Linked DNA regions of Homo sapiens: regions 2, 3, 4, 5, 6 and 7 are each linked to region 1. The links are chromatin loops, found by intact Hi-C in ENCODE. Cell type or tissue: PC-3. All regions are shown on one strand. Region 1 has its middle 120 kb from the start of SLC12A2. Region 2 overlaps LOC124901058 (a long non-coding RNA gene). Region 3 overlaps CCDC192 (coiled-coil domain containing 192). Region 4 overlaps CCDC192 (coiled-coil domain containing 192). Region 5 overlaps SLC12A2-DT (SLC12A2 divergent transcript). Region 6 overlaps CCDC192 (coiled-coil domain containing 192). Region 7 overlaps CCDC192 (coiled-coil domain containing 192).

Region 1 (4,000 bases):
TGTGGAGAGGGAGCAACCTCTGGTTTCTCTTCCTCTTCTATGTACTCTCATCCTGTGGGATCTAGGCCCTATCCTTATTACCTTACTTTAATTACTTCTGTAAAAGCCCCATGTCTAAATATAGTCACATTGGGGATTAGGGCTTCAACAGATGAATACTAGGGGGTGGAGGGGGTATACGAATCTTCAGTCCATAAAAGCCACACTAGCAAATGCAGTCAAAAGCACACTTCCATACCAAAGGGGCTAGAAGCTAAAACTATAAGCACACTTCTCTCCCAAAGGGGCTAGAAGCTGCAGCTGCCTGCTCTTAGCCCAACTTAGAGCAGGATTTTGTTTACGGACCAATCACTTTGACAACCCAGGCCAGAGTCATATAAACACCATCAAAGCCTGAGTGGATCAGCCCCACCCTAGCCAGAGAGAAAGTGCCTCATCCCAAAGGGAAATGTTGAGTCTCATCAAAGAAAAGGGGCAAGATGAGGCCAAACAGTAAATAGCCCACAATGCAAGGTCCACAGTCAAGGAACCTGCATCCCAGGCTTAGATGGGGCAGAGACTGCCTGTGTGTCCAATGGCTAGTCACCAAACTCTATACCCCTGTGCATTAGTCCGTTTTCACGCTGCTATGAAGAAATGGGTAATTTATAAAGAGACTGGATAACTTCTAAAGAAAACAGGTTTTATTGACTCACTGCTCCACATTGATGGGGAGGCCTCAGAAAACTTACAATCATGGCAGAAGGGGAAGCAGGCACATCTTACATGGTGGCAGGAGAGAAAGTGTGAGCGTGTGAGGGAGGCACTGTCAAACACTTACAAAGCCATCAGATCTCGTGAGAACTCACTATCACCAGAACAGCATGGGGGAAACTGCCCCCATGATCCAGTCACCTTCCATCAGGTCACTTTCCTATATATGGGGGGATTATGGGGATTGCAATTCAAGATGAGATTTGAGTGGGGACGCAAAGCCAAACCATATCACCCTGGTACCCCCAGATTACAGCACTGGGAAGATGAGAGGAGAAACATATGTGACAGCACTCAAGAACCAGAACTCAGAACTCAGGGGCTAGAAGGGAACTTTAGGATCCCCACCTCCCTCATTTAACAAATTTTTCAAAACTAGTCTACAGAGGTAGATGTAAGACAACTTGATATGATAATTAAAATTGATTTCACACCACTAGACCTGAAAAAGACAAATTCATGCACATTTGCTAGCTGTCAGAACTTTAAGCAGGTGACTTCATCTCTCTCTTCATTTTATGATTAAATTGCCAATAAAAAAATCATCTCATAGGACTGTTCTCGAGATTACGCAACATACTTTGCAATGCAGAGATCAGAATGCCACACTCCACACTCATGTAACTCAGATGGGCCATGCAGACGTGAGGTTATTGGACTTGAGATATAAGCAGCTTTCTCTGGAGCCTGACGTCTATCTCCAACAGAAGGAGAGAACTGAGCAGGAGATCCTCACCTTACTATGGTTAGAATGTTTGTGTCCCTTCCAAAATTCATGTTGAAAGTGAATCCCCTGTGCAACAGGATTAAACATGCATCCTATAGGAAGGTGATTAGCATCTTATAAAATGGCTAGAGGGGGCAAGTTCATCTCTTCTTGTCCTTTTTGCCTTTCCTCCATGTGAGGATGGGGTTCGAGGTGCCATCTTGGAAGCAGAGATGGGGGCCCTCCCTAGACATTGAACCTGTCTCCGGAACTGTGATAAATACATTTTTGTTCTTTACAAATTACTCTGACTCAGGTACTCTGTTTACAGCAACACAAAGGGACCGAGACGCCTCTCTTGTATGAGGTCTTGTCATGCCAAGTGTATGGGATTTGGAGTCAGCCTGGTCACAGTTTGAACCCTTGTTACACCATTTTGAGACTGCGGACCTCAGAGAATCTGTTTCCTCTTCTGTAAAATGAGGTGACTATTCCTCTTCTGTAAAATGAGGTGACTATTCCTATCTAGCTTGGGGTACAGTAAGATTAAATAATGCATGTCAGATGCCTGGCACCTAGCGGGGATCCAGCTCATCTAGAACCTTCCCCGCTCTTTCCCCTCGCTTGTGTGGCAGGAGTGGTCTTGGGCATCATGAAATCATTCGACCCCAAACTGTCTCCCCGGCAGGAGTTTGTTTTGCTTTCTTGAAATCGGCCATCATTCAATTCCTCTGCCAGAGTCCATGTTAGCCTGAGACCAACTGGAAATTTTTTGCCTCTGAGAAAGGAAACCAGAGAGACTCCTCCGTGAGCTCCGGAGGAAGAGACGCCAGCCTTCTGACTTCTCAAAGCATGTTATTCGCATCACTACCTACTCAGGCCACACGGGGGAGCCGCGGGCCGGGCAAAGGCGAGTCCGCGCGCCCGCCCAGCGCACACCTGCCCGGCGGTGGCGGATGCCGGCTGCGGGCTCCCAGCGTGGGCCAAGAGTCCTCACTCGGCGAGTTACACTGAAATCAAAATGAAGCAGAAAGATGTGGCTTTAAAAAGAGAAAAACATTTTCAAGTCACGTGCTTTTTTCTTCGCTTCCCTCTTATCGTGAAATCTGAGAAATGTCAAACAAGAAAGGAATGAAGTAAATCAGGATTACAGTTTAATTCGAAGGCAGGTGGTGGGGGGTGAAGGGGAGGGAAGGAGGGAGGGAGGAAGGAAGCAGGAAGGAAGGATGGACGGATGAATGGGTCTATCCTAGGATCCTTCTGTTGGTGTGAAGTTGGGAGTGACTCGGGTTAAGCAGAAATGGGATTATGCGAACCCTCAGTCACGTGTCTGGGAAAAGGATCTCTTGAAAGACTGGAGGTTTTAACAAATAAGGATTTGCCCGCATTCGTGTACTTTTCGGCACTATTTTCTCAAAACAGCAGACACCTGTGGGACTGAATTGTTCACTAATCCTCAAAGAATAAAAGCAACCTAGAAGCATTTAAAGGGCAGTTAAGATAACAGCCTGAACTTGGACAAGCAGGTGGCCAGTTCCTTAAGCAAATACTTAGACACCTAACTAAACACTACCTCTCTTTTTTTCCTTGACTTAAGCATTTCAAACCAAGCCCCCACCACCTTCCTGAGCCAGGGTCCGCAGGAGCTCCAGGGCCACTACACATGGTGTTGCCCTGCCCTAGATAATCAGTAAGTATTCACTGAATCAATAAGCACTTTAATAAATGATCCTCTCTTCAAATCATCATTAACCTTAATCCTTAGCATGAAGGAAATAATGAAATAATGGTTATTATAAGTTAGGTCTCAAGAATTCAAGCATACATGAAACATGCCATGCAAATCATATTAGTGTGTAGTTGTTACAACTAGAACACTCAACCAAGTCACACGTTCCAAAAAGCTCCAATCCTAATAATGCTCCATGCCTATAACCCCTTTGAGCTATTCCCCTGTCACCAGCAGCCTTCCCCCTTTATAGATTTAATCTTTTCATTCATCCCTTCATGAAGTAAATCCTGTATTGAAAACTCCAAGCTGCTCACAAATAAGATAAGCCACTAGAGGTATGAAAGTGATTGTCAGTTACTCAATCTAATGGGGAAATCAAATAAATGACAGTGGGATCGTCCAACAGATCAGGTGGAAGGGCTACAGGAGGAGTGTGGTGATGGGATGTCACAGGAGTTTTACAGAGAAGGTGACTTTTGAGCTGTGTCATCAGGAAACAGTAAGACTTTGCTAGTTGGAAAAAGTCACAAGTAATAACTGCAGTTTCCCAATTCATAATGTTTAAAAAGCATGGGTTTTTGAGTCACACAGTCCTTAGACACTTGACAAGATAAGGCATTAATAGCAGAGGTTCATTTGGCTTTTTCACAGTGATAAATTCATTTATTTTTAAAATATTTTGGCACTCCCCTTTAGTTCTACAAATGTACTGATACTATACTACAGTTATCAGTGAAGCAACAGCATGTAGGAGTGGGATCCATGGGTTCACCTAATACCTTAAATATCTGCCATAATCTCTTGGTAGT
Region 2 (4,000 bases), 640 kb after region 1:
AGGCTTTTTTTCCTATTCTAGAAGGAAGCAGCAGATCTGGGGACACTGTGTGGCAGGGAAGAGTTGTCACCAAAGGGTGGTGACAATGCTGAGGGGAGGGGAGGATGGTGGTACACTTGGGTAGGTGATTTAACCTCTCCCAGCCTCAGGCTTCTCATCTACAAAGTGGGTATGGTGATGCCTCCCTTGTGGTGTTGCATCAGAGATAATGATGGTGCTTGGTACAGGGTATGTGCATAGTCAGCAGTGACTGATATTTGCCATCCTGTTACCTCTTATAGTAAGCAGCATAGCCTTGGGAAAATTTTTAAATCTAGAATAGCCCTCATTTCTTCCTCTATAGGACAGAAATAAGGGTTCTACTTCATCAGATTGTTGAGATTATGGGGCCAGGCATGTAGTGGCTTTTCAATATGTGATGCTGAATTGTTTTCCTCCAGCCAGCCCCACCTCACACGGGGAGTGCCCCTCCGACTCACTTGCCTCAGTTCTGGAGAAGACGCACAGATTCCAAGAGCAATTGGAATTTATACTTCTTCATCCTCCTTTGACGTTCTATTTGGGCCGATTCCTTTCGTCTAGGGTCAGGAAGCTCATCCATCAGGACTCACACAGTTTGTAAGGAGACGTTGGGTTCATTTCCATTTTTAGGGTGTACATTGCAAAGCCCACTATGACTGAAGATCTTACTGGACACCACATAGCAACTGCTGCCGCACAGTCAGGAATGTGCCTTTTTCCCAAGGCCAAAACGTTGTGACCTCTCATCATGCACAAATTATAGCTGACCTGATATTGGGTATGTCTGAGGTGTACAGAGTCTCTAATTCTATTCAGAACATAGCACCTGTCAGCAATCAACAGAATCAAATGGTCCTGGGGTGAATGTTCACTTCCTCCTTTTTTTTTCCTTTGCCAAAACATAACTATGGGTTGAGGGGACGCATCACAGATGAGAAACAATGAGCCTGGTCTTCCCAGTGTAAACCCAAGCAAGGGCTGGCACAGTGGGTCAGTCCCCCGAGGCAAAGCCAGTAGAAACCAGACTGTTGACAACTGCCTTACAACACTTTGTGCAATCCCATGAAGAGAAGAGTAACATAAACTAAATGCCTGGACAGTTTTTCTTTGTAAAATTTCAACAGGAAAACTCAACTTGTAGGTTTTCTAGAGACATACCTATACTCTATATTGAATGGTATATTTTAGCTTACAGGGGAGGCTTCCGGTTGATAACAACCATTTTCATTTGTTGCAGGATCTGAAATACAACCATGTGAAAAAATTCCTATAAGGTTTTACATATTACCCAGCACAGAGCAAGAGCCAGATAAATGGTAGCAAAATTGCCATCATGTAATCTTGTGAAAAACATTGATTCTTCATATCTGCAACTTTAATTAGAGTTTTGAATTAAGTGAAAATTCTGAAAGCACTAGAAAGTCAAATTTAGAATGCTCCTTTCAGCAGCAGAAATGGGGTAAATAAGAACAGGGACACTAGGGGAACCACCTTATTACAAGCCATTTCAATTTGACATTTTGCTGTATTTGAAGAATGTTTGTGGGCATTGACACCTACACATTAGATATTTGATGTGCAACTGGTGCCCTCTAGTGACAGGGTGAACAGTCTTCAGTCACTAAAGCTAAAGAAATCCAATCTTCCTAACTTAACCAACCCCAGATTTACGAGAAGGGAAGAGAAAGGGGAGAAGGTAGGAGGCCAGAAGGTGTCTGTCTCACTGTAATTCAGAAGGCAAATCTAAGCAGGCATCCTTTGGTCTCTAAGATAAGGGTTCTCAAATGCTTTTGAAGTTTCACTTTTCTTTTGGAGAAAGGACACTTTCTACCTTGTATCTCTCAGAACTTCCCTAGAATGGGAGCTGAGTTTTTAAAGGCCACCTCAGGTAATACAGCTATACTCCAAAATTCACACAATTCCTCTGCCCTCTGGAAAACCATGGAATAATGAGGCAGTGGATTTTGGTTCCATGGGGAATCCTGGAACCCATCTCCCACAAATACTAAGGGATGACTGTAAACATATGTATACAGTGTGGCAGATACAATATGATAGATTCCTGCAGGAACCATGGAAACACAATCCAGTTCATTTCTCTGATCTCACATTGAATGTATCTCTCCTTTCCACCATGATTTCATGCACATTTTCACTGGCATATGGCATAAACTGATTTTTTTTAACTAATGGAAGCCTATTCAGGGATCAATTATTACCTCATGGAAATATTTGTCAACCATTCCTTACTTTCCTACTTAGAAGCAGGGGGAAAGTGTGTTTTTAACTACTAGGTAATTTAATCATTTTTTCCCCTCTCACCTCCTATATATCTACTGGGGCCAAGTCAGCTGAAAAAATAAAATCATATAAGCAAACTGCCACTTCATCATCTTGTCTCAGAAACTCCTGCTGGCAGCATACATTTTATATACCCCAAATGGGGTGTTCTGAAACAGACAGGCGAATTCCAGCTTCCCCTAATTTACTGCCCTCCTTTCCATAGCATCAGATTCATAAAACATTGCCTGGGTGGCTGGCTGGCTGTCTCACTGTCTTGAGGCTGAAGCAAGGCACAGGGGACCAGGAAGGAGACATTAGTTGCCAAGTCTCTGCTGACAAGAATACTTGCCTCCGCCCTTTTAGAGCATTTAACATAAGCAAAAGAAACAGGGGAAAAAGACTTGGCTTGCCAGCAAACCATTACACAAATCTAAAGATGTGGTATTAAGTTTTGTTCCTGTAAGTGTTCTTTCCATGACTAGCCCTATTAATTGGTGCTTCAGCTTCAAAACTATTTCAGTTTTTATGTCACAGAAGAGACTTGAGAATCCAATTAGCTACGTTTATTAGAAACACTTGAACATTTTTCTACACATTGTTTTCATGTTAAATAACATAGTGATAAGGGGAAAAGTTAGAGGAAGTTTGAAGCGATTGCATTAGGCTTTAATTTTCCACCAAGTGTTTGCATGTATCCTGGACAAACCAACTCTGCAAATGCAAAAGGAAACTGGTTTTTTCACTCTTTGGGAGAAAGCACAAATGAAACAGCCCAATTATAGGGAAATAACAAAGAACGGTGGGTAACCTACTTGACAGACAACTTAATTTAACTCTATTTTCAATATCTAGAATACACATTAAGTAGCCTCCCATTCAATCCCAGCCCTTGAGGCCATGCCACCTACAACCATCAAAATGCTCATATGTTAAAGCTCCCTGGGGACTTAACGGGTATTAATAGGTTTATACAGTCTGTTATTTTCCTAAGGTCACAACTGGGAGCCCAAAGTGAATCCCAACCCCCTGTCCTATCTTCTTTGGTCAGGGTTTTAAGAATTGGGCAATTTTACCTAAAAACCCAGATATCTGAATTCTCTGGGGAAAAATCAAGTGATCTGGCCATACCCAAGTCCTCCATCCCACATGGCAACAGTTGGCTGAAACGGAGCATGCCTGTCCCCTGTAGATGGGATATGCCTATTTAGAGAAGTCCGTGTCTTCCTGCTCACTCACTTCTATTGCTTGCCTGACCCCTACAGGCCTTTGACTTTTCCACGGTGGTTTACAAAGGGCTTCTATGTATGGTGGTAATTAGTTTCTAATGGTTATAAGATAAATAGCAAGTTCAGTCTGCTCTGCTACAGCTCATGTTTCTGTAACAATTAGCTTAAATAAAATTGGTAAATGAGTGAATGTTGTTTGTATAACCTAGAAGTCTTTTTGGTTCGTGTAACTAAGTAGCAGCACCTAAATGCAAAATCACAAACACTCAATGGCCATCAGCCCATGTTCTTCTTTCTGGCTTATATGAGCCTCCAGTTTTGTCTGGAAGTGCTCATTGCACAGTTCTCCCTGATCCTTCTGTATTTTGCTCTTTCTGCATAGCTCAGCATGCTCAGTCCTTTGTCACTGCCTTCCCTGTCCATCAGTCTACCTTCACCTTTTTTTGTTCATTAAGGCAAAGGCCTCTTAT
Region 3 (4,000 bases), 330 kb after region 1:
GGGGGTGGGCCAGCCCTCATTGTCCTGTGATTAAATAGGGGTCATTGTGTATTAAAGTTACTGGACATCTTTTCACACTTTATTCTGAAGTGAATTCAGAGGCCAAGGTGACCAGATTTCTGAGAATGCCAGTTAATATTATTCTGGGACAACAATGGCCTTGACAACCTCCCGGACTATTGAATGTGGGTGAGGCTGCAAGGGGCCTGTGGAAGAGCAAGAATGTGCAAATATTTGATTTAGGATCTTAGTGCTAGATGTCAGTCGACTGACTTAGTTTCCCCACCAAATAAGAGAAGCAACATGTAGCTCCAAAAGAAAATCACTGTTTTGATCCATAATGGATCTTACAATGACTGGCTTTATTTAAATTTTAAATTTGCATCTGTTCATAAATACCCATGTTTTTCTATACAGGTAGTTTAAAAAAAAAATCCACAAAAATAAAGAGAATAATGGGCAAAAAAAGGGTAAGATTTAATGTTTTCTTCCCTATCCCAAGCCATTAGAGTTCTAGTCCCTCAGTATTATTTAAATTTTGCCCTATCAAAATATCCAAGAAACAAAATTGTCATTATACAGTAAATAATATTGAAAAAAATGAAACTAATAAGAATTAGAGACCTTGCGATTATATATATATATTTTTGCACCGGGTTTAAAACGCAATTGAAAAGTTGAAAGCTTCTCGTAAGCGAGCTGGGGAACTTTCTCCAATGTGCTCTACAATCATTGTCAGTTTCTTCTAATGAAACCAGTGGAAAATCTGGCTAATGCCTCAGAATAAGGACTTTTAAATGGATAATATTCTGTGACGGATTTTATTCTTTTAGGTTTCATGGTGGTAAAAGCAAATTTACAAACTGCCTTTATGTTGTTTCATTGAAAGAAAAAACTGTTTCAAGTTCACAATGTTACATGGCATTTGAATCCTGGGAAAGCACTATACGAAATTGAAAATGAATATCAAATTCACATGAAAAGCTTTACCATGTAGTCAGGTGCTGGGAGTGTCTCCCTTTCTGAAACTACCACATCGCCTGCTTCCTCCTCCTCCATTTGATTCTGCATTGCTCCTCTTTTTCCACAATTACTCATGAGTAATAAAGAAAGCCAGAGTAAGAACGATGGCATGTTCCTGGCTTTGCAAGAGTGGCACACATCAAAGGAAGACATTTTTCCCAGGAACCACAGCTTTGCAAGAGATTCACCAGGCAGGAGTGAAGTTTGATATTACTGTGACATAGCAGAGGGAATGCCCTGAGTCTCCCAAAGCTGGGAAAGGCACACTAGGGTATGGTCAGCGGCTGCTCTAGAGGGTGACTCTCCAAGTGTTGCTTGTGCAGTGGCAAGGTAACACACATCTCTAAGCCTCTGCTTATTCTTAGGGAATTCTTAAATGTACTTACCTTAGAGGTTATTCTTAGAATTAAATAGACATGGAATGCTTAGCAAAATACCTGGCCCATAGCACTGTATTAATTGTTAACTAGTATTCTTGCTAAAATTACAGTCTGAGATTTGGAGTTTTTTTGTTTGTTGTTTGCTTGTTTGTTGCCTAATGGTGTGTTTATAATTTGTTAGCTGGAGAAGTCTTTTTTTAAAAAGTCAGAACCAATGTGGCTATTAACAATTTTCTGAACTACCCACATTTCATCTCCAGCCAGCCTTCTCTGCTTGTTTCTGGTTCATTTGCCTATTGGTAAAAAAAAAAAAAAAAAAAAAATTCTGTTCTCTTCCCTGTGCCCTAGTCTGTCAGCCTGTGCTTTCAGACAGCTCTGTCTCACTCCAGAGCTCAGTCCCTGCAGGCACCTGCCTTCCTTCTTACGCCCTGCCCTCCCCCTGCTACCACCCAGCTTGTGCAGTGACACTTCTCAGATCTATTTCAGTCTAGCTCTTCAGCCTCACAGACTTTCCCTTAACGAGCAAACCGCTTATTCATTCCCTGCCCCTCTCAAGGTGAAAGTGAATCCAGCCTGGAGTTAGTAGTTCATGTGCTGTCTCTACTGGTGCCACACAGAGGTCAGACCAGGCCTGTAGCCTCGTTTTTTTTGCTTCGTTGCCAATACAACTACATACATCACCCAGCTGACGGGCCAGTGTGGATCTGTCACGTGGTAATACTGACCTCTAGGGGCTGGCTTTCCTTCATATAGAGTCTTTATCTTCTCATTGAGTTCCAGAACTGTGATGGCATTAGCTGTTGCCAAATCAGTCTGTAGTTTTTTCACTTTCTTTTCATGCTTTAGTTTCTTAAAAAAAAAAAAAATAAGAGTTTCCATCACTAGGGACAGACGCATCAAAGAAATAAAAGGAATGAATGATGTCTGAACAAACACTGCCTTTGAAGCCTGCTTAGATGAAACACTCCCTGTTTATCTAGATTGAGTCCTGTTTGAGGTTTGTGAAACAGTGTATGTGCTCCTGTCAGAGTGTTTGAACCCTCAACAAAAAAAAGCCCACTCTCTTCATCATAGTATCTTTTACACTGTTGAAGAGTTTTTACCTGGGTCAGAACCCTGTTGCTTATAATAGAGGCAGTTAGAAGAACTCTACTTGCCAGTTGGCATTTGCCACCGAGGTACTAATGCCTACTAGTATCAGATTTTTTTTCCCATCTGTAAGTAGACTCATATGAAATAGAGCCTTGATTCTAAGTCATTTCCCCCTCAACACCATAATGGTTTGCTTTCAAATACACTCTAAAGTGTGATACGACCACCAAACGCTGGTGTTTTCTGATATTTAGTATGGGATCCATACAGGGAAAGTGTCAAGGGTAAGAAAGCGTCAAGCATAAGAATGGTTTTTAAGCAGTAATGAACAGGAATGCCTTACTCTAAAATAATTTGATTTATGAGATCGAAATCTTTGGGAGAACTGCATTAGGAACTTGTTACATAATCAAAGGATTCACCTCGAGACTTCATGACTCGAAAGTTCCTTTTAGGGTTTCAGAGTAGATTTGATTCATTAAAATTGGATTTATCTGCAACTTTGGAGAAGCTGTCTGTTGTGAAAGGTGTTGCATTTGCGCTTTCGTGTTGCTTTTGTATAGCTACCTTTCCACTGAAGAGCTCACCTTGCCAAGTCTTTGTGGGCTGGTAATTAGGAAGCCGGGAAAATAATCTACTAACATTTCTTATCAGACATAAATCTTGAGATAGGGAAGGGATGGTTTTTGCTCACTAGGTAAGATCATATTCTTCCCTGGCCTCTGAAGGCACTATACTCAGGCAGTAGGGAACCACTCTCCTCTTTGAGAGTAACACCAGTAAAATCAATTTATCAAAAATGGTCTTAAATAGAAACAGGCCTCTCATTTCAAAGACCCCTCATTTCACTTTTTGCTTTGTTGCCAGTACAACTACATACATCATCTGGATGATTTATGAGATCTAAACCTTTGGGAGGTCACCCAGATCAGGTTATCTTCTAGACCCCAAACAGGAAGATCAGCACTTCACTAAAGCTTAGTTAATGGCATGAACATGGCTAAAAGAAATGTGTTACTCGAAGGAGAATGGTAGTCATGGAACTTCTTTAAGGGGAGTTAGAGGGTAGAATTAGGCAGGGTTCAGCCAGCACAATCCAGGTGAGAGGTACCGTGAGCCACAACACAGAGGCCTGGTTTTCATGGCAGTACTTGTAAAGAGGTGGCACTAATTATTAGAATGCATCCTCTGGGTGTCAGACACGATGCTGGCCAGCTGTTGAAACATGAAGGCTGATAGTCTCTGCCTCCAAGTCATGAAGACCTTCTAATGAATTCCCTTCTTCTGAGCCTCCATTCACTGAAAGCCTTCATAATTTGGCCTGTCATGTAGATTAATTCAGGAGAGACCAAGCTGACCAAGAAATATGTCTGGGTATTTGACAGCTGGACAGCTGTGTTTTTCAATTATTAAGTTGGCATTTTAATATATACCTCTGTCTCTGGTGAGTTGGTTTGGATCAACTTGTTCATGAGGATCTCATCTATCCCAGGCCTGTGGTGACA
Region 4 (4,000 bases), 450 kb after region 1:
GGAAATAAAGGATATTCAATTAGGAAAAGAGGAAGTAAGTCAAATTGTCCCTGTTTGCAGATGACATGATTGTATATCTAGAGAACCCCATTGTCTCAGCCCAAAATCTCCTTAAGCTGATAAGCAACTTCAGCAAAGTCTCAGGATACAAAATCAATGTGCAAAAATCACAGGCATTCCTATACACCAACAACAGACAAACAGAGAGCCAAATCATGAGTGAACTCCCATTCACAATTGCTTCAAAGAGAATAAAATACCTAGGAATCCAACTTACAAGGGATGTGAAGGACCTCTTCAAGGAGAACTACAAACCACTGCTCAAGGAAATAAAAGAGGATACAAACAAATGGAAGAACATTCCATGCTCATGGGTAGGAAGAATCAATATTGTGAAAATGGCCATACTGCCCAAGGTAATTTACAGATTCAATGCCATCCCCATCAACCTACCAATGCCTTTCTTCACAGAATTGGAAAAAACTACTTTAAAGTTCATATGGAACCAAAAAAGAGCCCAAATCGCCAAGTCAATCCTAAGCCAAAAGAACAAAGCTGGAGGCATCACACTACCTGACTTCAAACTATACTACAAGGCTACAGTAACCAAAACAGCATGGTACTGGTACCAAAACAGAGATATAGATCAATGGAACAGAACAGAGCCCTCAGAAATAACGCCGCATATCTACAACTATCTGATCTTTGACAAACCTGAGAAAAACAAGCAATGGGGAAAGGATTCCCTATTTAATAAATGGTGCTGGGAAAACTGGCTAGCCATATGTAGAAAGCTGAAACTGGATCCCTTCCTTACACCTTATACAAAAATCAATTCAAGATGGATTAAAGACTTAAACGTTAGACCTAAAACCATAAAAACCCTAGAAGAAAACCTAGGCATTACCATTCAGGACATAGGCATGGGCAAGGACTTCATGTCTAAAACACCAAAAGCAATGGCAACAAAAGACAAAATTGACAAATGGGATCTAATTAAACTAAAGAGCTTCTGCACAGCAAAAGAAACTACCATCAGAGTGAACAGGCAACCTACAGAATGGGAGAAAATTTTTGCAACCTACTCATCTGACAAAGGGCTAATATCCAGAATCTACAATGAACTCAAACAAATTTACAAGAAAAAAACAAACAACTCCATCAAAAAGTGGGCAAAGGACATGAACAGACACTTCTCAAAAGAAGACATTTATGCAGCCAAAAAACACATGAAAAAATGCTCACCATCACTGGCCATCAGAGAAATGCAAATCAAAACCACAATGAGATACCATCTCACACCAGTTAGAATGGCAATCATTAAAAAGTCAGGAAACAACAGGTGCTGGAGAGGATGTGGAGAAATAGGAACACTTTTACACTGTTGGTGGGACTGTAAACTAGTTCAACCATTGTGGAAGTCAGTGTGGTGATTCCCCAGGGATCTAGAACTGGAAATACCATTTGACCCAGCCATCCCATTACTGGGTATATACCCAAAGGACTATAAATCATGCTGCTATAAAGACACATGCACACGTATGTTTATTGCGGCATTATTCACAATAGCAAAGACTTGGAACCAACCCAAATGCCCAACAATGACAGACTGGATTAAGAAAATGTGGCACATATACACCATGGAATACTATGCAGCCATAAAAAATGATGAGTTCATGTCCTTTGTAGGGACATGGATGAAATTGGAAACCATCATTCTCAGTAAACTATCACAAGGACAAAAAACCAAACACCGCATATTCTCACTCATAGGTGGGAATTGAACAATGAGATCACATGGACACAGGAAGGGGAACATCACACTCTGGGGACTGTTGCGGGGTGGGGAGAGGGGGGAGGGATAGCATTGGGAGATATACCTAATGCTAGATGACGAGTTAGTGGGTGCAGCACACCAGCATGGCACATGTATACGTATGTAACTAACCTGCACAATGTGCACATGTACCCTAAAACTTAAAGTATAACAATAAAAAAATAAATAAATAAAAAAGAAACAAGAAATAAAAAAAAAAAAGAATGAACTGCATTCCTACATACCTTAAAGGTCTAACTTCTGCTTTATTTTTTTCCCTATGGCTTATGAGACCACTGATTTTACATGTGTGCATTTCCTGATGATACAATAGAGCCATCTGGTGGTAAATGAAACCAGGCATAAAAATACAGCATTCATTCAGTTTTTGTAATTGTTCATACTATACATTGAACCTTGAGTCTCTGCCACTGGCCTCTGATATAAACAGAATTCTATGGGAGGAGGGGCAAAAAAATATTGCTACGTCACCAACAGCCTGGCTCCACAGTCAAGTTCTGCCACTACAGGTGCATACTCACCCTCAAAAGTTTGCCATTAGGGGAGGAATATCTTAGGCTGGAATGGTGATACTAGGAAGTGAACCAATTGTCCTCGGATCCCTGATGGTTCCAGTAATTTCAAAAATGGGTTCAAAAATTCTCAAAAAAAAAAAAAAGGCTTTAAACAAAATTCTTGTGTATTTACACTTAGAGATGAATACATGTTGTAAGACATTATATGCAGAAATGGGGAATTGTCATGAGGCCAAACTATTTTTAAAAGATTGAGAATCTCTGATCTAGACTGCTATTTCCAGGGAAAATTTTCTTGTTGAATGTTTGATCTCAAGAAGAAGTTTTTAAAATTTGTATGAGTAGACTCAGCAAGATTGTCTAATCCATATCTCCAGGCCTTCTCCAAACACCCAAAATTTCCCTGGCTAAGAAGAACAAACATTTCCATAAGACAAAAGCAATATAAGTCAAAGCCAAATGAAACAGGCATAAACGAGGACTGTTATTAAATAACATAGGACTTTTCATACAGACAAATTTAGGAAATTGTCATCTGTTTTAGGACAGAGAAAGACCTGAGCAAACTGTGGAGAATGCAAAGTCAGTCTTTTACACCTTCACTCCAGCTGCAGTGAGCACACCCTGCTCTCTGACCTGCCTTTCAGCTTCTCCCACTCCCTTACGGGAAAGAGCTTATACAAAAGCAAGCACTTTTTAAATAGGAGGTAACCCCATTAACAGAAAAAAGGCAAACAAAAATGAAGTCAAGAACAATTTCAAAAATAAGTAAACACATAAAGATAGAGGTCTGGGAGGTGGATATGTGGTTTCAAAGACTAAAAAAGTTAGATGTGTTCAGTTGTTGTCCCAGTTTTGCAAGGTGCAATGGCAGAAGGGCAGAAAGATAGGACTTCCATAATTAATTTTATTTTACTTCCAGGTACGTGTGGACACATGCAATTTGTATTAATAATGAAAATGAATACTTTCAGTGGTTAAAGTAGTTGCAAGTGAATAATACTAATCAACAGTCTGTTATATGACATCAAAATGATGAAAATATAGGCAATATATAGGTGTTTGGGAATTGAACCTGTGTATGGATTTCCAAATGGTAAATTCCAACAATTTAATAAAAATTCTCTTTGTTAATTTCTACTTTTTGTCTTAAAATTGTCTACCTAAATATAAAGTTATTATCTAAATACAGATACCTAATGTAGCCAAGATGATCAATCTAAAATGATACTAAATAACACTAAAAATTCAATAAACTCTTTGATTACAGTAAAGACACCTGACTATTATTATGCATGGATGTTGAGGTTGATAGTTTACTAACTGAACAAATCTTATATGACATTGTAAGAGTAGACTTCATTTTGGTTGCAAAGGTTTCTCATTGGATAATTTAAAAGAAAATTTGCATATTATTTTCTAATTTTATATTTCTTGATTTCTTAATCTATTCCAGTACCTTCTCATTATCCTCTACCTTGCTGTTAAGCCTTTATTTCTCTGTCCTAAAATGACAGCTGTACAAACTCTTTGACCCTTAAGGATTGGCTCAAGGTTTCTGACTGATCCAACTTCATGTGCGGTATCTAGAAAGATTCCTGTCTGCAGAAGACAGATGGGACTTTGCTGAACAGTAAGTAGGAGCCTG
Region 5 (4,000 bases), 250 kb after region 1:
TATTTTCTGTTCGCTCTTCTTTTTCTCTGTTTTCTTTTTTCTGTCTTTCTTTGTGTTATTTGAATATTTTTAAATTCAATTTTGATTCACTATACCATTTTTAAAGTGTATTTCTTTGTATAGCTTTTGTTAAGTGATTACTTTAGGTATTACATTCTATACTCACAACTTATTAAAATCTACTGTTGGCCAAGCATGGTGGCTCATACCTGCAATGCCAGCATTTTTGGAGGCCAAGACAGGTGGATAGCTTGAGCCTGGGAGTTTGAGACCAGCCTAGGCAACATACTGAGACCCTGTCTCCACAATAAATTAAAACAAAACAAAATGCCAGGAGCACTGGTACACACCTGTAGTCCCAGCTACTTGGGAGACTGAGGTGGGAGGATGCCTTGAGCCCAGGAGATCGAGGCTGCAGTGAGCCGTGATTGAGCTACTGCACTCCAGCCCGGATGACAGAGTGATACCCATTCTCAAAGAAAAAAAAAATATCTACCACTGGAGATGAAAAAGTATTGCAAGATTTCAAATTTTTTTTTTTTCTCATTACAACCTTCACCTCCTGGGCCTAAGTGATCCTCCCACCTCAGTCCCCCAAGTAGCTGGGACAATAAGTACACATCTGGCTAATTTTTGTATTTTTTGTTGAGATGGGGTTTTACCATGTTGCCCAGGCTGGTCTCAAACTCCTGGGCTCAAGCGATCTGCCCACCTCGGCCTCCCACAGTGCTGAGATTACAGGTATGAGCCACTGTGCCTGGCCCTCAATGAATTTTTAATGTTAGTTCTCTTAATCATGTATGGATTATTTTCAGGTTGAAAGGTGTATCAGTGCCATTTCATTATCTAACCCACTGTGATTCTATAGAACTCTTTCAAAGAAATGGAAGAGAATGAAGACTCTTATAAAATGCTCTCTGACAGGGAGGACAATTAAGGTGTTTATTTCGTGAAGCCACTATACTCCACCGTAACTTTGGTCACCAGAAGAGAAAGAAGAAGCATCTATGAGCATCTGATTGGTGTAAGACACAGTATGGGTGTGCTTTCCCAAGTTATCTCACTTTAAGGGAAGTTCTAATCAACCTCATTCTGGGGTAATTTTCACCAGACTCATAACAAAACTTCACTGTCTCAGTGCTGGCTGGAAATAATACAAAAATTTTAACTCTCTCTTTTCATTTATCTGGGCGAAGTGCTCAAGAAGTTCAGATCAGTAGTTTCCTGTTCAGTCTTTTGCTATTACAGTTAATCGTGCCTACTTAAGACATCTGGAAAAACTCTAGTCGAATCAAACATATAGGACAACTATTGTAGCAGAAAGAAAAAAGTAACTTGTATCTCAATTTTCCACTTAGTAACGTAACATATCTCATTTCATCCAAGGATTTGCTCTGTAGAGAGCTCACTAAATCAGTAGAATGTTTGTTTGTTTGTTTGTTTGTTGGGACTTATGACTTATAGATTTACCACACATTTCCCTATGGGGAAAAATCACAAATACCCCAACCTATTAAAGGTTATTACTAGTACTGATGAGAACAGATGTTTCTTAGGGTTGATTCCCTGGAAGATATTTTCCATGCATTTGGTTTGTAATGCAACTATTTCATTTTCCAATTTTAATTACTAAAAAGGAAATTTACTTATAGACACAGGCTCTCTTTTAAAAATTTAGTTCCTTTTTCTCAGTAAAGATTGAGTTCTCTAGTTCTTGCTGAAAAAGTAGCAGATGGGAATAAGCTCTCTCAAATTATACATCACTCTAGGGGCCTATTGAATTTCAGTATTGGATGGGGTCTCAGGCAAGCGTCACTATGCTCTGATGCTTGAAACAACTCCCTACATTATAGTTAGCCCTTCCACAGCCTGAGCTCCTGACTCACAGGCACTCTGACATCTTTACGAGATAACTGCTATATTTCACAACTGCAGAGCAAACACCAAGAAGGAAAAAAAATATTCTGTCTTCAGAGTCTCAGTTTATTAAAGTATATAGCAACCAGCAATCTAGAGAACAACCTCACGGAATGGGTCTAAGTTTCTATGGCAAAATAATATGATTGGGTAACTCCCAGAGGATAATCGGATTAATTTAAATTCTTGGCATCTTTGCTACGCTGGAGGTCAGGTAGAGAAGAAAGGAAGCCACGGCTCTTCTCTATCCCTAGACCTTCCTTCAGAAATCTGAATCTGCAGACTGAAGCCCTAGACCTTCATCTGAGTGCCTGAATCTGCAGTCTACTGCAGATGCTAAATCACCTGGCTCTCTGAAGACTATCTGCCCCTACAAAGTAGCATTCATCCTCTCCAGAAGGTCCAGAGCATGGAGAATTAAAAAAAAAAAAAAGTTCCTTCTAATCAATTTCAAATATATTTGTAAGAGAAACTATGGCATAGGAAACCTTCTCCTGATTTCTTTTTACCAGCCATTTCTTGAACCTACTATTTAATAAACTTAAAAGGTATAGTAAACATCTCTGAGGCAATAATAAGAAACTATATTATTCTATGTATAAATTTGGGCTAAATCTAGATATCTGACATGATTGCTAGAGCATATGATATGTACAAGATCAGAATAAGTATTCAGTAACTTTCTTGAGTGAACGAGTGAATATATACTCTGGCTGTTAATCTATTTTTAAAAAATAGAAAATTTTAACAAAAATGACAGTGTGGTGAGAAGATTTATACTTCAGCTTATAGTGGTACTGCTCTGTAAGTCTTTGATTAGTAGAGGATGGTATGGCAGAGAAAGAGACTTTGTTTTAGCTTAAACACTCCCATATGAATCCAGGCTTGGTGGCTCATAGCTGTAATCCCAGTGCTTTGGGGAGGCCAAGGCAAAAGGATTGCTTCAGGCCGGGAGTTCAAGACCAGGCTAGGCAATAAATTGAAACCCCGTCTCTGCAAAAAATTAAAAAATTAGCCAGGTGTGATGGCATGTGCCTGTGGTCCTAGCTACCAGGGAGGCTGAAGTGGGAGGATTGCTTGAGGCCAGAGGTTCAAGGTTGCAGTGAGCTATGCTTGTACCACTGCCCTCCAGCCTGGGTGACAGAGTGAGATCCTGTCTCAAAACAAACAAACAAACAAAAAACAAACAAACAAACAAAAAAGACATACAAAATTTTCATATGAGTTATCAGCAGCTGGATTTCTAGAGTTATGACTTTAATTCATCTTTGGAGATGCCTTCCTTTATATTAGAAAGTCACAAAAATGGTCATTTAATTATGAGAATGCAAATACCTACTTCTTGAGATGGAAGTCACCATATATCTGAGTGCAGATGCACAGATTGAGATACTAAGCAGTCTGTAAAGTAGTGTGTATTGAGAACATTTCCTCCTAAATATAGATTTTTATAGGACTTCTGGTATCCCACAGAGGGTGTCATTTAGGCTTGAATAACCCAGGTTCTAGGACATATAGTTGAAGTCCATGCGATCAGGCCACTGACCTTAAAGGCAAGTTTGAAGATCAAGTGAGAAGAATGTCTATATGTGGGTCTCCTGCCTTCAGAAAATGCTGGTTCTGGTAGTAATCACTTACCTATTTACCTATGCTCGTGATGTGGATAAAATGACATTTTGCTATCAGAATTCCCCACTGCATACGAAACAGATTGAAAAAGAAAGATTTATAAGCTGTCTTGAAGTCATGAGAATGAGGCAGTGGGCCTCATTAGTAACTTCCTTTAGATTTTCTTTTCCTTCTTTATTATACATTTGGAAATATGTATTAATGTTAAATGTAGGATGTAATGCACTCATTTTGAACGTTTATTTTAGACTATAAATCAGAAGTTCACAACCATAGCATACCAAATCAGACCTGGTATACACAATTGAGAGTATTTCAGGAAGGGTTTACACACCTATAAGACCAGGCAGGCAAGACAAATGCCTTAAGCAGCCCTGCATAAAACAATAGGAAATGGTGGAACCTGGAGCAAACTGTAGAGTGAGCCCCTACCCTTCTTAAAAGAATTTACTTT
Region 6 (4,000 bases), 440 kb after region 1:
GACACCCTCCCTGCCCCAGCTTGCCAAGGAAAACAGCTCCCAGTCTGTACAAAATCAGATAATGGACAGAAACAGACAGAAGCTCCAAGAGATGAAGCAGAAAGGAAAGACAAGGTTAAAGAACTAAAATCCCTTTACCAGATGAAGAGATGAGAAAGAGTAGAAGAGAAAACTGGATAGTAGAAAAGCCAGCCAAGTTATGACAAGGGAGCTTGGGTAGCGAGCGGGGCAGTGTGTGTGTGTGAGAAAGAAAGACTTTTGTGGTAGGTTGGAACTCGTTAATTTATGTGGCTGAAGGCATAAAGAGAACTACACAGTTCTGCTATGACCACTGGTAGGAGTGAAAATAAACAGATGTTTTTGAGAACCTACTGTCTTAGTTCATTTGGGCTGCTATAACAAAATACCATAAACTGGCTAGCATATAAACAATGGGAATTTCTTTCTTTCTTCAAATTCTAGAGGCTGAGCAGTCCAAGATCAAGGCACCAACAGATCTGGTGTCTTATGAGGGTCTGCTTCCTGGTTCACAGATGGCAGCTTCTTGCTCTGTCCTCACATGGTGGAAGGGGTGAGGGAGATCCCTTGAGTCTCTTTTATAAGGACACTAGTCCCATTCCTGAGGCAGTGCCCTCAAGAACTTATCATCCACCAAAGATCCCACCACCACATACTATCATATTGTGGATTAGGTTTCAATATATGGTTTTTTTCTTTTTGGCAGGGGGACAGAAACATTCAGCCATAATAACCACAAAGGGACAGAGGGACAGATACCTATCCCATTTAATAACAGCCTCACAACAGCCCTATGTAACTAGCATGTTTACACCCTCCTAGATAAGACAACTGTAGCTGGGGAGACAAAGTGAATTGCCCAAGGCCATAAAGCTAGCAGATAGTGGAGCAGGAACAAAGCCTGGGCTCTCCCTGATCTGATACCTGGAGCTGGGAACCAGAAGCCATTGATAAATGGGAGAGACTCTGGGCTAACACTGCTGCCAAAAGGAATGTTACCTCATAAGCTCTATGTTGGCATGCATCTGGATCCAGACTTCATTGCAAAAGTATGGGTTTTCTTGACACTATCTTTTGTCTCAGCACAAAAGCTGTATGGTCTATTTGCTTGTGTATGGTCATAAACAGCAGTCCACCAGAGTCCCTTTCCTTGTCCTCTTATATTCACTGGTGATAGAAGCCAGCACACATGAAAAAACTATTTTTTATGGGCTTCTCTAGAAATGCTTTTACTTTTCATCTTTCTTTCACATTCCTAACAGCTTTTCTCCCTTTTATTCACCCTTTTTTTTATCTATTACCCAACATCCAGGCATTTAGTTTTCCTCCCACCTGATCTTAACCTATGGGAAATACAATAAAGTATTTTCTTAAGCAAAACTTGGTAATATGTTGAGTGGTTTATCATTATAACCTAGGTTAGAAGTTGGAGCCAAATGACACTTTCTCACTCTACTTTGGCTGAATTGGTGCAGTTATTTCTCAAAGCCTTGACTAACCCAGATTATAAGTCTTAATTGCAAGTTATCCTGATCCCATTATTTCTTTTATTTTGACATTAGTGACTTGGCTGCAGAGAAATAAAGAATAATTGTAAGCTAAAGTGAAGCCCAACAAAGAATTCTGTTGACTGTGTGACCTCATCGGAGGAAGTGGCCACAACCTTCTTATTTGTTGGCTATTTCTAATTTTTTTCTTTGTAACAGTGGACCTTGCTGAAGGAGACCTTAGAAATGCCCAGTTTGCACAAATTTAGGCCCAGGACCAACAGATGATTAATGCAGGTAACAACACTAGGCACCTATACTTTCCATTCTGAGTTAAATCTGTGTTCTCAGAGGCAAAGCTAACAGATAAGGTCTTGAATAACAGTGAGATTAACCCTTTTCTCAAAGGCAGGATCCATTGTTTGATAATATTGCAAGCTTCCACTGCTTCATTCCAGCACAAATCTTGGTTCTTGTCGTGTCTTCCACACTCCCCACCTCATTCTACTTCACCCGGCTAGCCCATAATTTGGGTTACCAGTAAAGGCAAGCTAGCATTCCCAACATCCTTGTGACAAATCCTAAATTAATGACATTTAGAAAAAGCCTTAACGTGTACAGCAGGCAAAAATATTCCTTCAAACACACACACACACACACACATACACACAGATTGAGAGAGAGAGAGAGAGAGAGTGTGTGTGTGTGTGTGTGTGTGTGTGTGTGTAATCCTTGTCTTTAACACTAAAGACAGTCTTACTGCAATCCCTTAGTGGCATGGCCTGGTAAGGAAGACAGTGGCACCCAGTGGACAAATGTTTGATTGTTTGTGACAGGTGTTCTATTCTGAAATATTCTCAAGAACATTCTTAGGAAATATCAGTTTCTCCCCTTTCCCTATCCTCTCATCCATATGTTTTTAATGTTGACTTAAATTTTAAAATAGGGGACAGAGGACTGTTCTTAAAGTTTTTATGTTTTCAAGGAAGAGACTAAACATTGGAGAAAGCAAAAATCTCAGGATTAAATCCTCTGACAACAGTGTTGATTGACCCCTCTCAACAGTAACAATGAAGACAGCCAGATCTCATAAAATGCTCAAGTTAATTAAAAATATAATATTGAAAATGGCTGCAATGTGCTTTTACACATCATACTCTCCCTTTCCTCAAACTATGGCCAACTTCCAATTAAACTCACTTGGTTATGCAAATTTGGCAACTTCAAGAACTATCCTTTAGTACAATTAACATGTACAGATCCTGCAACTTAATGCTATTGTGCAGTTTATCTTGGAGTCATATAAACACCTATTTTCATTCTCCATGTCTTCCAATTTTTCTATTCTCTGTGAGCTACTTGGGTAGAGAAGCTCTGGCTTACATGTCTTTCCCACAAAACACCTAACCAGCACCTTACTTATGGTAGGTACAAAAAAGTTAAGTGAAATCCAGTTTCCATTTTATATATTTAATCTGCTATATTACTGAAAAAATAAATACATCTAATTGTTTGGTGTTATATAAAGAGATCATCCAGCTAAGAATCTTAAATATTAGGAGCTATTTGTGAAACCACCTTTGTAAATTATAACTGAGGAAATTATGACAGTGAGAGAAATAAGACCTAACCAACTCTATCTTGCTTCTAACCCTTAAGCTGTCCTTGTTCATTCCTGGGCATAGGCCGAACTAACTTTGGGAAGGAATTCAGTTCATGGTTTGACTCTGAAACAAAATTGATAACAGCCCTTTCCCGAAAAGACCCTGTTCTTGCCTGGGGTCCAATCTGCCCTTGCAGAACTACCAAATTAGCTGCAAGATTAGAAATTACAATTTAGGGTTCATGCAGCCTGTGGCTGAACCTCCCCAAATTGCTCCTGGGGATAACATCACTATTGTAAAGCTTAAGATCAGTGCTTCAGATATTTTGCAGATCCTGCACTCGATGGATCAGCTGACACCACTCAGATGGTAATCTGCCCCAACCAGTTCTGCCATCGCACCCAGGAACAGAAGACATTAAGAAAACCTAACTTCGAGCTCCTATGATTCCATCTCCAACCTGACCAACCAGCACTCCCCACTTCCCGGGCCCCTCCCCGTCGAATTATCTTTAAAAACTCTGATCCCTGAATGCTTAGGGAGACTGATTTGAGTAATAATAAAATCCCGGTCTCCTGCACAGCCGGCTCTGCGGCTCTGTGATTTACTCTTTCTCCGTTGTAATTCCCCTGTCTTGATAAATCGATTCTGTCTAGGCAGCGGGCAAGGTGAACCCATTGATTGGGTGGTTACATTTGCATTGGATAAAAATATTTCATCAAGAACAAAAATAATGTGTACTTTTTTTTTTTTTCTTTGAGACAGAGTCTGGCTCTGTCGCCCAGGCTGGAGTGCAGTGGCGCAATCTCGGCTCACTGCAAGCTCCGCCTCCCGGGTTCACGCCATTCTCCTGCCTCAGCCTCCCGAGTACCTGGGACTACAGGTGCCACC
Region 7 (4,000 bases), 270 kb after region 1:
GTGAGGACTCTCTTCCTGGCCACCTTTATGCTGCGTCCTCACATGGCAGAAAGAGAGAGACCAAAACCTCTCTCATATCTCTTCTTATAAGGGCACTGGCTGCATCATGAAAGGCCCACTCTCATGAACCCATCCAAGCCTAATTATTTCCCACAGGCCCCATCTCCAAATGCCATCTAGTCGGGGGCTAGGGCTTCAACACAGGAATTTTGATGGAGACATAATTCAGTCCATAGCACAAGAAGAGGACAGTCAGAAAAGGGGTAGAGTAGATGCTGAAAAAAAGAGAGATGGCATGAGGATTCCCATTGTACTGTTCTCATGTATTAAATGAAAATACTAATAGACAACCTAAAGACATACTAAAATTAAAAAAATTCTCATACAAGTATATTTTACTACTAGTCTCTTTACACATATAAAACACAAATATTTTGTTCCATTTCTAAATACATTACAACTAACAAAAGTGTTTAAAACTCTTTAGCAAAGTGGGGGACTTCAAGAGCCTCAAGTCCTATTTGTATTGGAAAGTGCCCAAGGCCACCCCAGTGAGTTTTCTAGAATCTACCACTAACCATCTCACTCCTCTCCCCCCATCTAGTCTCCCTCATCTGTAACAGGAAGTGATGTGTGTCCCCAAAGTCCTGACAGCTCTACATGTCCCACACTTCACACACCTGTGGTCCCTCATAGGCTTCTGCTGGCAGCTCAGTCTTGCCAAGGCGGGTCTCCCGGAAGCCTGGAGGTGCTGTTATCTGACCAGATTTTCTCAGCCTTAACCCCACACCCACAGGATCCAGGAAACCCAGAGATTGCAACAAGAAAGGCTCTTCTATGTGAGACGGAGGAAAAACCTGATTAGCAACAGTGAGGGTATAAACTCATCACTTTCGCCACTACTGAAGGGGTTTTTACAGTCATACATCATTCTTCATCATTTTCCCTCTTTCTTCTATGACTTAAAATAGATGTAAGTCAGGACTGAGAATGATGGTGTACAGTTCTCGCAAAAAGACTATAGGGGATGGCCGGTGGGAATTGGGCAGGGTTAGAAAGATTTAGTGAGAGGAGAGGCAGTCCCAGCATTCTGCCTTCGGCTGACCCAGGCTGTACTCACTTTTCTATGTCAGCCTTGAAAGACCAAAGGCCCAGAAGAAAATATGACCTTGCCTTTGGCCATTTCCAGCTTCCTGTTCTTCATACCCTCAAAACCTTTATGCTCTGAGAAAAGTGACATGTGAAAGTTACATCAAAAATGACTAATAATAACTAAATAGATAACAATAGAGGTGACTGTAGTTGAAGGAGTACCTTAAAAGACTGAGCGTTGACTACATTTTTGGGGTGATCTAGCCTCATCTGCTACCAGTATAGGAATTATTTCTGTAACATCTCTTTGATAATTTTTTTTCTTTTCTTTTCTTTTTTTGAAACGGAGTTTCGCTCTTGTTGCCCAGGCTGGAGTGCGATGGTGCGATCTTGGCTCACCACAACCTCTGCCTCCCGGGTTCAAGCGATTCTCCTGCCTCAGCCTCTTGAGTAGCTGGGATTACAGGCATGAGCCACCACACTCGGATAATTTTGTATTTTTAGTAGAGACGGGATTTCTCCATGTTGACCAGGGTGGTCTCGAACTCCCAACCTCAGGTGATCCACCTGCCTCGGCCTCCCAAAGTGCTGTGATTACAGGTATGAGCCACCGTGCCTGGCCTCTCTTTGATAATTTTCTAAGCAAGTGGCTCTCAGTCACTGGTGTCCCTCCAGCTCTTCAGAGGTTGGCTGCCAATTGTAATCAATGAGTTAAAAATCTGAATTTTGTGATCACTGCAGCTGTACACTGTCACAGAGAGACCTGACAGAGGGAACACTGCCATACATAGACTGGGAAAACAGTGGGGCATCACTTGTTGCTAATCAGAGCAAGAAGGAGTGGTTTCATATTAGGTCAACATACCTAGAATGTGTGAAAACATTGCTTCACGAGTCCAAGATGTTAACACTTTTCTGTAAACAGTGATGCAGGGCTGAAAAGTGACCCAATGAATAGGAGGAAGAGTTCTTTTAGATTTTCTAAATACTTCTTGCTAAAAAGGGATATTCCCCTTTTGATTTCTTTATGGGTGCCACCAAAAAGTATGCATTGAACAGAGAAATGCTGAGAAGCACTGATCTAATTTCTGACCCAACTACCTCTAACAATGGGAAATATACTTGTTGCTAGCCAGATCCCAAGTATCCTCCATAGTCATCTTCTTGTTCATTCATTCATCCAATAATTATGTTTGGGAACCTGCACATAGAGAATAAATAAGATAAAATGTTGGCTCCACAGCTGCAGCTTCACAGTGAAGTAGGGGAGGGGCAGCACTGAGTTAGGCCCTAAAGGGCATTTGGGATTAGCCTAAACAAACACCTCAGCTGGGTACTCACTCATGAAGGTTTACTTTTCCCTCTGCCTTTCAAGCTAATGACTAAGGCTGCCAAGTATTTACTCAACAAGAAAGACCCAACAAGGATCACCGGTGAGGTGATTAAATACCTCATTCCACCAGAGCCACCCAGGATTGCTGTTTGGATTAAAAGACAATGTCAGCTTCCTCCTCTGTACAAATGCCCACTACTCTGACTCACTATGGGGCTGGTTTTGAAAGTTATGTATTATTTGTCTGCAACCACCACAGAGTCCAGGGTCATCTCTTGCCATACTTGGACTTGCACATACTTGGCACAGCTTTAGGACATATTCTTTAGAAATATATCCCTCCCACTTAAATTGACAAACCTAAACAAAACTTTTTAGGTTTTCTATCCTCTAGATTTTTACAGTGAACGTTTGCAAATGGCTATTCTCTGAAATAAATGATTCACTTATTTTTTTTGTATTGTAGTACAAATATTTTTCTTTTTGAAAATCAAATTAGTCCTATGTCTTGAAGTTTCATCTGTCCTCCCCTTTTAATGTTTTTACTTGTAAAGAGACCAATCTATAGTGCCAAGTGACTGACTTCAAAGGTACTTCAATTTCCTTCCACTAAAGCTGTCAACATTTAGGATCCATCTGAAGTAGGCACGTGTTAATTGATTTGGAAAAAACAAGCAGCATTATAAGAATACAATTGGTTGGCAAAGAGGTTTGGTCACTAAAAAGAATTAAAATGTAGTATATAAAATTAGCTAGAAACTTTTGATAATATAATGAAGATCAGTCTTATAATAGTTATATTTTAGAGGAAAAATTCGAGATGTAATGGCACAGTGGAGAGAATATATGTTTTCACCTAGCAACAGGCCCAAACCTGAGAGTTTAAGAAGATCTGTCTGTTTTAGTAAGTGACTTAGAAGGGAACAAATACTTAGTTGAGATCATGATGGAAGGGCTGCAGCCTGAATGACATGGGGTAGTGCTCCTGAGAGCAGTGGATCAGAGAGCCTGTAGAACACCCAGTGAAAAGGAAAACAAGAGGCAAGAGAGACCATGTAGGAAGCAGTTGTTGCCTACTGCTCATCTGGGCCTTGAGAAGTTGTGGTGCCTGCATATCTCAGTCTGCTTAGGATGCCTTAGTTTATAAACAACAGAATTTTATTTCTCATAGTTCTGGAGACTGGGAAGTTGACGATCAAAGTGCCGGCACGTTCATTGTCTAGTAAGGACCCATTCCTCATAGATGGTGCCTCCCAGCTGTGTCCTTATATGGTGGAAAAGCCAATAGGCTCCCTCAAGATTCTTTTATAAAGCATTACTCCCATTCATGAGGGCTCTGCCCTCATGACCTTGTCACCTCCTAAAGACCTTACCTTTTAATAGCAACCCACTGGGGATTGGATGTCAACATACATATTTTGGAGGACCACAAACATTCAGACCCTAGTACTCCACCAGTCTCCAGACCAGAGTGAGGGGCCTGGCTGATGAAGACACTTCTAGGACTTGTTTATGGTTTAGTGAACACGTAGAATGAATGAAAAACACTTGTCTCTAACCACTCGCATCACTCAT

Evidence for each region. Hi-C counts contacts between places; a loop is a spot of excess contacts. Peaks named below come from ENCODE experiments on the same cell type or tissue, not always from the same donor. Only the 100,000 strongest peaks of a DNase experiment are listed, where the experiment ranks them.
Region 2: it touches region 1 in a loop (8-fold over the local background); 97 of 110 quality-filtered maps call a loop at or near these places.
Region 3: a loop joins it to region 1, with 9 times the contacts of the local background. A loop is called at or near these places in 58 of 110 quality-filtered maps.
Region 4: a loop joins it to region 1, with 9 times the contacts of the local background. A loop is called at or near these places in 79 of 110 quality-filtered maps.
Region 5: a loop joins it to region 1, with 7 times the contacts of the local background. A loop is called at or near these places in 3 of 110 quality-filtered maps.
Region 6: a loop joins it to region 1, with 11 times the contacts of the local background. A loop is called at or near these places in 86 of 110 quality-filtered maps.
Region 7: a loop joins it to region 1, with 7 times the contacts of the local background. A loop is called at or near these places in 2 of 110 quality-filtered maps.

The regions. Positions count from the first base shown.
Region 1 is chr5:128,199,870-128,203,869 of GRCh38, reverse strand. No RefSeq gene overlaps it. Among named protein-coding and RNA genes, the nearest start is that of SLC12A2, 120 kb to the right of the region's middle. RefSeq lists a silencer at 2,261-2,440. In PC-3, a CTCF peak has its summit at 2,357 (motif pointing right); a DNase peak (open chromatin) is centred at 2,409; H3K4me3 peaks cover 956 bases; H3K27ac peaks cover 989 bases.
Region 2 is chr5:127,561,980-127,565,979 of GRCh38, reverse strand. It overlaps LOC124901058 (a long non-coding RNA gene), which reads left to right. Exons shown (of 2, transcript XR_007058924.1): 2 at 441-4,000. Among named protein-coding and RNA genes, the nearest start is that of PRRC1, 46 kb to the right of the region's middle. In PC-3, CTCF peaks have their summits at 1,617 (motif pointing left) and 3,580 (motif pointing left); a DNase peak (open chromatin) is centred at 1,619.
Region 3 is chr5:127,873,790-127,877,789 of GRCh38, reverse strand. It overlaps CCDC192 (coiled-coil domain containing 192), which reads right to left. Exons shown (of 7, transcript NM_001317938.2): 6 at 2,129-2,252. Among named protein-coding and RNA genes, the nearest start is that of CCDC192, 170 kb to the right of the region's middle. RefSeq lists enhancers at 1,754-1,833, 1,844-1,893. In PC-3, a CTCF peak has its summit at 2,120 (motif pointing left); DNase peaks (open chromatin) are centred at 1,149 and 2,089; H3K27ac peaks cover 681 bases.
Region 4 is chr5:127,745,108-127,749,107 of GRCh38, reverse strand. The region is part of intron 2 of CCDC192 (coiled-coil domain containing 192); the gene reads right to left. Among named protein-coding and RNA genes, the nearest start is that of CCDC192, 44 kb to the right of the region's middle. In PC-3, a CTCF peak has its summit at 2,180 (motif pointing left); a DNase peak (open chromatin) is centred at 2,187; H3K27me3 peaks cover 51 bases.
Region 5 is chr5:127,949,074-127,953,073 of GRCh38, reverse strand. All of the region lies in intron 3 of SLC12A2-DT (SLC12A2 divergent transcript), which reads left to right. Among named protein-coding and RNA genes, the nearest start is that of SLC12A2-DT, 130 kb to the left of the region's middle. In PC-3, no CTCF peak of the experiment used is centred here; a DNase peak (open chromatin) is centred at 1,883; H3K27ac peaks cover 1,083 bases.
Region 6 is chr5:127,756,000-127,759,999 of GRCh38, reverse strand. The region is part of intron 3 of CCDC192 (coiled-coil domain containing 192); the gene reads right to left. Among named protein-coding and RNA genes, the nearest start is that of CCDC192, 55 kb to the right of the region's middle. In PC-3, CTCF peaks have their summits at 2,091 and 2,304 (motif pointing left); a DNase peak (open chromatin) is centred at 2,289.
Region 7 is chr5:127,933,537-127,937,536 of GRCh38, reverse strand. The region is part of intron 6 of CCDC192 (coiled-coil domain containing 192); the gene reads right to left. LOC124901059 (a long non-coding RNA gene) reads right to left here. Exons shown (of 3, transcript XR_007058925.1): 3 at 2,223-2,293. Among named protein-coding and RNA genes, the nearest start is that of SLC12A2-DT, 150 kb to the left of the region's middle. RefSeq lists an enhancer at 2,149-2,802. In PC-3, a CTCF peak has its summit at 2,336; DNase peaks (open chromatin) are centred at 846 and 2,536; H3K27ac peaks cover 3,359 bases.